Regions from separate parts of the Homo sapiens genome. Here region 2 is linked to region 1. A link is a contact called in ENCODE Hi-C or POLR2A ChIA-PET data. All regions are on one chromosome and are shown on one strand. Each heading gives the region's core, a stretch centred on a gene start or an enhancer-like site at or near the end of the contact. The rest is flanking DNA. Distances are from core to core; before and after follow the strand shown. Region 1 holds the start of RFPL3S (RFPL3 antisense). Region 2 holds the start of BPIFC (BPI fold containing family C).

The links. A loop is a pair of places that touch in the nucleus more often than their neighbours do. ChIA-PET counts read pairs that join two places held with the same protein, here RNA polymerase II (POLR2A). Pooled maps may share reads with other maps.
Region 2: a loop to region 1 is called in a map with no recorded cell type, with 2.0 times the contacts of the local background. The contact joins the promoter of BPIFC here to the promoter of RFPL3S in region 1. A Hi-C loop is called at or near these places in 4 of 168 maps with a recorded cell type or tissue (A673, K562, endothelial cell of umbilical vein and 1 more), 3 of 37 single-sample maps with no recorded cell type and 9 of 50 pooled maps. POLR2A ChIA-PET finds 5 or more read pairs at or near these places in 1 of 52 experiments (activated CD4-positive, alpha-beta T cell).

The regions. Positions count from the first base shown.
Region 1 is chr22:32,369,607-32,372,780 of GRCh38, forward strand. RFPL3S (RFPL3 antisense) reads right to left here and starts at 1,658. Exons shown (of 5, transcript NR_104232.1): 1 at 1,592-1,658; 2 at 1,293-1,335.
Region 2 is chr22:32,462,971-32,466,144 of GRCh38, forward strand. BPIFC (BPI fold containing family C) reads right to left here and starts at 1,476. Exons shown (of 17, transcript NM_174932.3): 1 at 1,404-1,476.

The sequences.
Region 1 (3,174 bases), core at 408-2,907:
ATTGTTTCCAAGTCATGGAACGAACAACCTCCTTAGAAAGAACTCTGAAGGATAGGTCAGGAGAACTAAGTCACACAATCCATCAGAAACAGTATTAACAGTTTTTCAAAGTTACACTTTATATGCAAACTTGTACAATTATCATCTTATTATTTTTAAATGTATCTTTACATATATGTATGTGACCTACGTGTTTCCTGGTGTGAGTAAATCTGTATGTTCTTGGTTAATAGTGTTTACCGATTCATTTCACTTCTCTATCTTTGTATGTTGAAATATGAACTACTCTCTGGATGAGAAAAAATGATTACACTTGATTATATTTACCTTTGGAAAGGTAAGTGGTTTGGGTGATTGACTATAATTGTTATCTCTATCATTTTGGATAAACCCCAATCATAAAAATAAGTGTGTTTTGTTTCACACACTGACACATAGACAATACACATTCTTACTTCTTTTCAAAAAGTTAATATGTGAATATAAATGACATATTCCAAATTTACTAAACTGAATACACATTTCATGAAAAAGGAGAGAGGAAAGACATACTAAAAACAGGCCAGGGCCTGGTGTGGTGGCTCACGCCTGTAACACCACCACTTTGGGAGGCCGAGGCAGGTGGATCACCTGAGGTCAGGAGTTCAAGACCAGCCTGGCCAACATGGTAAAACCTTGTCTCTACAAAAATACAAAAATTAGCCGGGCATGATGGTGGGTGCCTGAAATCCCAGCTATTCGGGAGGCTGAGGCGAGAGAATCATTTGAACCCGGGAGGCGGAGGTTGTAGTGAGCCGAGATCGCACCGTTGCACTCCAGCCTGGGCGACAGAGTGAGACTCCATCTCAAAAACAAACAAACAAACAAAAAAACAACAACAAAAGACAAAGATGGACACACTTCGTTGTGTTAAAAGCCTCAAAGACATCTGCATCATTCTAGCTTTGCTCCTAATTTTTAAAATTAATGATTTTAATAGGTTCTTAATTAGGTAAAAACTGCATTAAAACATACTTTGCCATATTTTTCCCAGAAGGATACCTAATTGGGTGGTTTGAGGGGTGCCAGATGTAACAGGAAATAAGACATGTCTTTTAAATAAAGGAAAAGCTCAAAGGCATCCTGCTTGATACTAGAATCAAATATATAAATTGAGGAATAAAACATAACCGGGAAACACATTTATAACTGCATATGAAAAATACAGAGGAGAATTTTTTAATAAAATATATTTTTAAATATTAACTAGTACATTTGAGAGGACAGCATTCAACAGGCCAATGTGAACATACCTTTAATGCAGGAACTCAGGTTCCCCATAAGAAAGACCAGAATCTGTGAAAATGACAGCAAGCATGTTCAACCTGCTATGAACTTTGAAAAACTCAGCACAGACAGTGGCAGTTAGGACCGAGGGCAAGATATACCCAATCACATAACCATGGTGATAGGAGCATCATCAACGTCTCAGGGTAAAGTCACAATGTGTATTGTGAGGTCCGCTTTCTGCTGCACCAACAAGAGTGCTTTCACACGCACAGGAGGGTCATTAAAGATTAGGCCTTTTACGGCAGGGAGTGGTGGCTCACACCTGTAATCCCAGCACTTTGGGAGGCCGAGGTGGGTGGATCACGAGGTCAGGAGATAGAGACCATCCTGGCTAACATGGTGAAACCCCGTCTGTACTAAAAACACAAAAAATTAGCCGGGCGTGGTGGCGGGAGCCCCCAGCTACTCGGGAGGCTGACGCAGGAGAATGGCGTGAACCCGGGAGGCGGAGCTTGCAGTGAGCCGACATAGCGCCACTGCACTCCAGCCTGGGCGACAGAGCGAGACTCCGTAAAAAAATAAAATAAAATAAAATAAAATAAAAGATTAGGCGTTTTACTTAAAAAAAAAACAACAAAACCCAAGCTCATTAATTACTATTCTGTGCTTATTAAAATAAGTTTTAGGAGGAGAAATTGTGTACCCCAAAATACACTCAATGGCAAGAATTTCAAACTGAGCAGGGGCAAAACCGATATGTTAGTAACAACCAGAAGTTCCATTCTCGATTCGAAATTCCATTGCCAAATATTTCTACCATTCCTGAGTCATCTAATATTTCTAGAACCAATAAGCAAACTGTTCAGAATTAAAGACAGCATAAATGGATATTGTTATAAAAGTCATGTTTCTTAAAAAGTGACATTTTTTAAAGTCACATTTTAAAAGTCATATTTCCCTAAAAAGTCATATTTCTACCATTCCTGAGTGATCTAATGTTTCTAGAAGCAATAAACTGTTCAGAATTAGAAAAAAGTGTTACTTGATATTATAAAAATCATATTTCTCTCACAATATAATTATGAAACTTATTTTTCCACTTATCTCTATATATTACTATGCACTTATTTATCTCCCAAACTTTGTGAATTCACAGAGGAATTTGTCTACCATTGTGTATGTAAACGGCTGGCCATTCACTGAGTATTTAAAGGAAAAAAAAATCACTATATTTTCACCAGTGCATCTTCTCGGTGGGGTGAACACTTTGGGTGAATACATATAATTTTTTATTTGAGACAGGGTCTCACTCTGTCACTCAGGCTGGAGTGCAGTGGCTTGATCATGGCTCACTGCAGCCTTGACCTCCCAGGCTCAGGTGATCCTCCCAACTCAGCCTCCCATGTAGCTGGGACTACAGGTTCTTGCCGCCATGCTCAGCTAATATTTTGTAGAGATGGGGTTTTTCCATGGTGCCCAGGCTGGTCTTCAACTCTTGGATTCAAGCAATCCACCCACCTCGACCTCCCAAAGTATTGGGATTAGAGGCGTGAACCACCATGCCCAGCCTAATACATATAATTAAAGTGTTTCTGAATGCAGAATTTTAGATAACTTTCAAAATGTATAACTACGTGTGTATTCTGGCTGATACATAACACCCAATTGCAAATACTTTTATGATATGCCCAAGAAAACAAGCTGTTGAAAGTGACCTGCCCTAAAATAAATAGAACAAATGAAAATTTTAGGGTTAAGATGAGAGAGTTGCTATGTTTCAAAGAGAATAGGTACCCTTCATGATATAAATATTACAGTACAAATGTCTATCATTGCTAAGTACAAATTTCTAGAACAAATAAATAGGTCACAAATGATGTATACAATCTGCATTAATATAGATGA
Region 2 (3,174 bases), core at 226-2,725, 93 kb after region 1:
TTATTTTCTTGGACACAACTGGAGTTTTAAATTCCCTGCCAGCAGTAAAACCTGTTTTCCCTTCTTGGTTAAAAAAAGTTTCTGAAGTGGTACACTTTGATGGAGATCCAGGAATCCAAAATTACAGGCAGGAAAACATATTTTTCCTCTAGAAATTTTATGAGTGAAAGAAATTACTGGGGTATGAAGGGGTGAATTGTACATAACTTTTCATTGAATTGTTCAGTTACGATGATAACTTATGGGCAGGGGAGGAAAGGAACCTTGTCAAGCAAGGTGATGACTACTAAAAGGTTAAGTAATTTGGCTGACAAGTGCAGGCAGGGCTAGTTGCCTGTTAAAAGGATCCAAGATCACTTAAAAACCCCACCAGCAAGTTATCTATTTTGTTGCTTCTGGGGAATTGCTTCTTTCCAAGATTCAAAATCTCAGTAGTCATTATTTTTCCATACAAATACACAGACAGAATAATACTCCTAAATTAAATGGTCCTTGTGTGAGTCATCCTGACAGCTAAGAAAATGCCAGTCCAATTTAGAAAACACCTGAAACTCACAGATGGTCCTACTACTACTGCTGCTTGGCAAGAGCTTTGACTGACTCTGGAAAAACCGATTAAGGGAGTAATGAATGAGTAAAATGTAGCCTTCAAAACAGAGGCGCAGGTTGAAAAATTAAGTTCAACAGGTTTAAAGAAGTCTAAACTAGAAGGGTATTCCGACATATTGGTTAAGACAAAATGACCGTACATAAGAAGTCTAAATCGACAGGTATGGAACGTGGGCAGAATATTTCAAGGGATCCACTCCTCACATCTAGTTTTATAGCAACATCTCTAATGACAAGGACCTTGAGAATTCATAGCATGTCTTTTCCCCAAAACTCTATGCCTAACACCAACAAGTTCAACAGTCCAGGCAAGTGGGTGGCTAGTTTTGCTCTGGCAGGATCTAGGTCACTGATGTGCTTTAAGACCTGCCTTGAAAGCACAGAGATTATAACAACTCCTTAGTCCTAACCATGCTGATTTTGAGAGACAAGATAGAATTTTCTGCCACTGTGCTGGGTTCCCCTCTGAAATGGAGGCAAAAATAAGTCCAGATCACTGAGCAACCCTCTTAACATTGTTCCATGATGCAAAACTAAGTAGGTGGTTTAAACCAACTCTTTTCTCTCTTATGGCTGTTTAGCTGTCACTAAAGCTTTTGCCTAAGAAGCCTCCAGGTGCGCATATGTGACATCACACAAACAAACAAACAAAGATACAGAAAAATCTAGGCAGACAATAATAATAACCCAGGATATATGACAGCTGCCTGTTCAAAGTGTCCTACCAAATCTGGGACATCTCCAGTTTGGAGATCATGGCTGGCAGAGACCTGAAGTTTGTTCATGAGTCTTACCTCAAGCAGAGGAAGTGTCCAAAGCTGGAGAGCACCTTCGATTCTCTCTGCCTTTGAAGCTGATGTGTTCTCCACCTTGCGCCTTAAACTCAGCTGCTAAAAAGCCAAGATAATTAAGTCTGACTCATCTCAGTGGTGAATTTTTTTAATGCCTCTTTCAAAATGTGATACATAATTGCTTCACTACAATTACCCAATGGCATGAATGAGCACTACAGTATCTACCTAGATAAACAGACAGTGCCACCTATGCAATAATTATCTTCCTGCAAAACACACACACACACACACACACACACACACACACACCACTTGTGAAATTGTGATGGCTACTTTACCAAAATGATTGAAAACGGTGTTAAACTGCATTGGAAGAGGAAGAATTTTCCTGTCTGGAATCATAAGCTGGTTCCTTCTGGTCAGGGTGCCTGCGGTGGATGGCTCTACTACTGCCCAGAATACCTTTGGGACTTGTGGTGGATCATCAGATTCAGTCTGAAAGCATGAGGCTTGACAATCGGGCTGACCTAGTTACCTTATCACTCAGGGTAGGACCTCAGTTGGCATCTCTCAGTGTCCGTCCGCTCCTTTTCAGAATGTTATTAATGACTTACTGTTCCAGCATTCCTTAAACCTAAGTTGGGTGGGTGGGTTCATCAACTATTATGCAACTTAACATTTTCAGATTCCAAACTCCAGCCCTACTCTCATCTCCAATAAATTCATTTTAGTTAATGTGTTTTATCTATTTTTATTTTTATTTATTTATTTTTTGAGATGGAGTCTCACTCTGTCACCCAGGCTGGAGTGCAGTGGAGCGATCTTGGCTCACTGCAACCTCCGCCCCCTGGGTTCAAACAATTCTCCTGCCTCAGCCTCCCTAGTAGCTGGGATTACAGGAGTGCGCTACCACGCCCAGCTAATTTTTTGTATTTTTAGTACAGACAGGGTTTCGCTGCATTGGCCAGGCTGGTCTCGAACTCCTGACCTCATGTGATTGATCCACCCGTGTTGGCTTCATAAGTGCTGGGATTACAGATGTGAGCCATCATACCCGGCCATTAATGTATTTTAGATGGCCAGGGATTTGATTGTATGAAGTTTTTTTTTTTGTTTTTTGGTTTTTTTTTTTTTGAGACAGTCTCACTGTCACCCAGGCTGGAGTGCAGTGGCATGATCTTGGCTCACTACAACCTCTGCCTCCAGGGTTTAAGCGATTCTTGTGCCTTAGCCCTCTGAGTAGCTGGAATTACAGGTGTGCACCACCAAACTTGGCTAATTTTTGTATTTTTAGTAGTGATGGGGTTTCACCATGTTGGCCAGGCTGGTCTTGAACTCTTGACCTCAAGTGATCCACCTGCCTTGGCCTCCCAAAGTCCTGGGATTACAGGCATGATCCACCGCACCCAGCCTGATTGCATGAAGTTCTTATGGCTTATCTACACTTTTCTGGGTAAGACCCGGTGACCAACTGTCCTGGTTTCCCAAGAATGCAGGATTTTCAGTACTAAAACCAGAACAGTCCTGGGAAAATCAGGATGATAAGTCAGTCTGAAAGGAACCACAGACGCTTTCACTTGGCATTGTCCATACTTCTCACAGCTTCTCAGGGGAGTTATACCTTGGGTTATACTTACTGATTTGAACTGAGTTTCCTTAAGGTAAAGTGGGGATAGAAATAGTAACTTCCTTGATTGGTTCTGGTGAAGAAAAACATAATAACACATGAGAATGCGCTATTAAAACTGTAAACTGCTGTGAAATTCTACTC